2 separate regions of the Homo sapiens genome follow, and region 2 is linked to region 1. Evidence: read pairs that join two places in POLR2A ChIA-PET (ENCODE). Cell type or tissue: MCF 10A. All regions are shown on one strand.

Evidence for each region. Peaks named below come from ENCODE experiments on the same cell type or tissue, not always from the same donor. Only the 100,000 strongest peaks of a DNase experiment are listed, where the experiment ranks them.
Region 2: POLR2A ChIA-PET joins it to region 1 with 11 read pairs; 1 of 35 experiments calls an interaction of 5 or more read pairs at or near these places.

The regions. Positions count from the first base shown.
Region 1 is chr5:113,146,020-113,148,519 of GRCh38, reverse strand. The region is part of intron 4 of MCC (MCC regulator of Wnt signaling pathway); the gene reads left to right. Among named protein-coding and RNA genes, the nearest start is that of DCP2, 170 kb to the right of the region's middle. In MCF 10A, no CTCF peak of the experiment used is centred here; a DNase peak (open chromatin) is centred at 1,219.
Region 2 is chr5:113,263,305-113,265,804 of GRCh38, reverse strand. The region is part of intron 3 of MCC (MCC regulator of Wnt signaling pathway); the gene reads left to right. Among named protein-coding and RNA genes, the nearest start is that of TSSK1B, 170 kb to the left of the region's middle. In MCF 10A, no CTCF peak of the experiment used is centred here; a DNase peak (open chromatin) is centred at 1,534.

The sequences.
Region 1 (2,500 bases):
ATGATTAAAATGTAAAATGTAAATGGTGGTTATGTTCAACAGACATTACCAAGAGAGCTGCAACATCTGTTGAATAATTATTAATGGTGACACTGGAACTGGTTGAATAAAAGAAGGTGTCTTATTTATGCTCATGACATCCACCTGTAGGTAGAGTTTTGAAAATAGTGATATGAAGGGAAGAGCCCAATACCAATGTGATGGGGAAGACAAAGTGCTTCTGTATTAATTTTCTATTGCTGTATAATAAATTGCCATAAACTTACTGGCTGAAAACAGCACACTCCTATCTTCCCAAATTGAATACGGGCACAGACATGCATCAACATTCTACAGCCCAGTGGGAACTGAGCCTGTGGGAAACTGGCTAAGATCAGATATAGTCCTGATTTGATGCTTTCAGCATATTTGCTATTTATTTAGTACCAACAATTATTTTAAATTAACTGCATTTTTAAGTACTTCAGAAGGAGATATGTCAAACAAGCTTATGAACCCCTTTAAAATAGGTGAGCAGTAATGTGGAATACTTCGTAAGCTCCTTATCTTTGGAAAACAAGTCTCCTGAATTTTCTACCTCTTGGCATTCAGGAAGAGAACACACACAGTTTTCCTTAAGTGAAATGGAAAGAGTTTTTTCTTTTTCTCTTGTTTTCTGAGATAACTTTTCTGAGATGTAGTCGGCATGTATTTTTGTTAGGGTCGCCTCATTCCATTCCTCTCCTATTCGTTTATGCTTCTCTTTGGTAAACTCCTCTAGCTCCTTTGCTCCTTAATGGCATTTCCTTTTGTGCTGGTGCCTCTTTGTTTAGCTGGTCCACTTTCCCCTTAGCGAGCGAACCTGGGCAAGAACTTAGAGTGAGGGTGGAAATACCCCGAATAGTGTTAGTTGTGACAAATCCTGTGTGACCTTGAGAGGGTAACATCTCTTGTTAGCATATTTTAAAAGAGAGTGGTACTAACCCCCTTCACGGGATGGTTGAGAGGGTTAACAAATTAATGATGGCATTGCATTTTCCAAGAACCTAGTTCATAATGCTCTTAGGTTTGACAGCTGACACTAATGCGATGATTAAAGATCAGTGGCCTCGGTGGAGTAAGATAAAACCCGGTGAAGAACATTAACAAAACCATAAAGCTGCTTAGCATCACCACATTGCACAGGGTTTTTCCAACAGGGGCTCAAGTTCTCAGGCCAGACTGTCTCAAGGCTGACTCAGGGCTTTATCCCTGGATTGCACCATAGCAGGGATGAGCCTAAAGGATTTTATTCTCAGTGGTTGAAATGACGATGTTGCTTGTTTTTATTACACATTTTTGCATATAGGCAATTTCACCAATTTATGTGGCTAGACACAAGTATTTATATGCATGTTTAATTTGCTTCATCATCATGATAGGAAAGCTGAGATCTCAAGAAGAAACTCCGGGTATGTATTTAGCACCAGATGAAATTTGGGAAAAACAAAATTTCGTCATATCCAATGTCAATCATTTTTTTCTTTTCCTTTCAAACTGAAAGTCTGTAGTTGTGAGACAAATCTAGACTCCTAATGATAATGGCCTCCAGAAATTTATGGCAGGCAAGACACTGCAACCACAGGCTTTCTGGCTTTGTGGTACTGTACCTTCAGTCAAAAATTGAATATGGGCTGGGAGGAGGAAGAACCCTGGATGCAATTACCTGTAATGACAGAAAAAAAAGCAGTAGCATATTATTTGAGACCAATTTTTATTTTGTTCAGCTGAAATTGTATGGGGTGTCTCTGTCCAGTAGAGAGAAGAAAATAGTCTCTAACTTACAAGTTGTAGTAGAAGAAACTGCCTTTGGTCCCAGAGGCCGCTAAGTAAATTATCACTGAATAATTGACTTTGGAAGCTAAAGCTGGCTTGTTGGAAGCTAGAGAGACTTTGAATTCCCTGTTTTACACCCCCTTGTGTCTCTTTTTCTGTTTTTATCCTCTCTGGGGGTTGAAGAGAGAGCTCTTTGGGCTTTCCTAGCTCTCTTTGGTATCATAAGGCCTAACATTCATGCTCCCTAGAGTTCACAGAGGCGTTTCAGGGTCTGAGACCAAGGCACCAGCCAAGATTTTTAGGTAAATGGTGAAGAGGATATAAACTCAGGTCAGGGAGCTGGGGGAGGAAGACATAGAGGAGAGAAGATTGCAGCTGCAACAGCTTCAGTGCCTTGATGGCAAAAACAGGAATCAGAGGGGTATTTGTTCTCCAGAAGAGAAGTCTGGGATTCTTTCAGTCCACTGGAAGCTGTGACCACAGTTACCTTCAAAATGTGTTGTAATCACCTCCCCTGTAGCACCCAGCACAGTCTCATTTAAGAAATGTCTGATCTGTGTAGAGGAAGTATTACATTATAGTACTACATTGTATGCTATTTTTTTAAAACTTACGGAAAAATATAGGAATGTAAACTAAATACCTTTGCCCTTAGTTAAAGGAGGTTTTTTTCCTCTAATATATTCTTGTTACTTCTCCTAAATCA
Region 2 (2,500 bases), 120 kb before region 1:
CTAGTCTGTCTCTGAAGCAGGGGAGGTGTAAATCCTGGTGACGTATGAACTAGAGGGGTTGGCCTGCAGTGAGGGAAGCATGATGGAGTTGGGTGCGTGGAGAAGGGAAAAAAATCAAGAGATATGCTCAAGTTCCTCTGTGTAGCCCTCCAGTTCCCAGAGACCCCGGTGTACTTACAACAAATGAAAAGGGGGTGTGTTCATATTTTCCTTAAATTTTCTCAAGGGGTTTTGGGAACGTTCAACCAAAGGTACCCTAATATAGTGGTAAAAAAGAAGCCTGAGATTTCTAGAGCTGCTGTGAAGACCTATTAGAAGGCGGAGTATAAGATTCTAAGTACGGGACTAAGTTACTGAAAATGTGGCCCCATAGAGAAAGCTGCTCTACCCTTCCCTTAGTGCAGACATTGAGGTTGGGGTTCATTCTGTGACGTCATAGCCTTGCTTTGAACTAGAAGGAGAAGCATTTGTTAGATACCAGGTTGGGTTGGGATAAAACAAACAGAATGTTGCTTCTCAGTACAGCTGCCTGTTTGCAGGGCTAATTCTCTAAGGGTCTCAGGATACTCAGAGGCATAGCAGACTTGGGCCCAGAGCACAGGGATAGGCAAAACTTTTCTGTTAAGGGCTACTTAGTAAATATTTTAAGCTTTGCAGGTCCTATGGTCTCTGACATTACTACTCAACTGTCCCATGGTAAGATAAAAGTCACAGACAATATGTAAACAAAATGGACATAGCTGTGTTCCAGTGCAACTTTTTTTTTTGAGACAGTCTTGCTCTGCCTCCAGGCTAGAGAGCAGTGGCGTGATCTTGGCTCACTGCAACTTCCGCCTCCCAAGTTAAGCGATTCTCCTGCCGCAGCCTCCCAAGTAGCTGGGACTACAGGCATGTGCCACCACACCTGGCTAATTTTTGTATTTTTAGTAGAGATGGGGTTTCACCATGTGGCCAGGCTGGTCTCAAACTCCTAACCTCAGGTGATCTGCCCACTTCGACTTCCCAAAGTGCTGGGATTACAGGCCTGAGCCACCATGCCTGGCCCAGTGCAACTTTATTTACAGACACTGAAATGTGAATTTCATATAATTTTTACATCATAAGATATTCTTCTTTTGATTTTTTTAACCATTTAAAAGTGGGAAAATTCTTTTTACCTTGTAGGCTCTACAAAAACATATGGCAGGTGAATTTGGCCCATGGGCTGTGGTTTGCAGCCCCCTAGAGTATCACAGGGAAGTAAGGGGGAGTGTTTACTTTTATAATAGCTGAGATGGATGAGAATAGCTCTCATTGAGTGTAAGTCCTTAATATTTTAACCTTTTCATTAATCCCACAAGACCTCTGGAAGATAGTTGGCCAGCATCCTAACTAACCTTTGAGAGGAAGAAAAGATTTTAAGTTCAGTGAGCTAGTTTTCAAGCTGGGAGCTAATAATTACCAGGCCAGACTTTAGGTGTTTGACCCGTGACTAAGGCCCTCTGCTCATTGTATCACTGGGGAGGGAGGCAGATGCCGTTTTCGTATTTATATAGAGAAACCAAGTCTCCTGGAAGATTGTGTAATGCTTTGTATGTAAACGTCAATGCAAGTTTTGGCAGGGACAAACTGCATTAAAAAAGCATTGCAGCAGCGAAGTGTGCTGGCTTTAGGAAGCAGTTTTTAGTGGATATTTACCTCACAAAGTCTTACAACTGAAAAATCATATCTTTCGGAATCACTTAATTTTTGTTTCTAAAGAGCAAAGTGCCTCTTTTCATTCCCAGAACATTGTTGTAAAATGAGGAATTAAAGAACCAGATGAGATGCGTGACTTAGGCAAAATCAGGTGGTTTGGTTTCCAATCTGACCACGTGTTTTTTTTTTTCTTTTTTTCTTCTTCTCTTTAGATATAAGGCCACTGGTTTTATTTCCTTCTTTCCTTTTTTATTCCCTTCAGTTATTTTGCTATTGCCATGATGAAGTGTGAGGCTTGTGTCTTGATCTGTGTGGAATGCAAGAGTCCAGCTGCTTTCTGCCACACCATAAACGTTTCAGGAAAATTAAGATGCTCCTGGAGATAACCCCCGTAGGTAATAGCTATATTACAGCTTTTACTTTTCCGAGTGGATTCCCTGCAATAAAATTACTGCAATCTTGTGTTATAGCTTTTACTTTTCAGAGTAGATTCCTGCAGTAAAATTATTGCAGTCTTTTTGCCTTGTCCTTGAAAGTCATGTTACTCTGAGAAATGAAATGTTGCTGAAAATGTGTACATTTCAGTAGGAGAGTTTTAAGCAATTTGAAAGAGCCATGTTTTAATGGTACCAATTTTGCAGCTTCCTAGGCAGAAGTTTGTTACATTGAACTCTTCAGCTGTCCAAGTGAATCAGGGCCACTATTGATAAATCAGTAGTAACATAGCTATGATCCTTTGGCATGGTAGCCAATATCTGATCCAGAATTAATGTTCTGAGTAGATGTCTCCTCTTGTAGATTCCATTTCCTCCTTCTTCCTTCG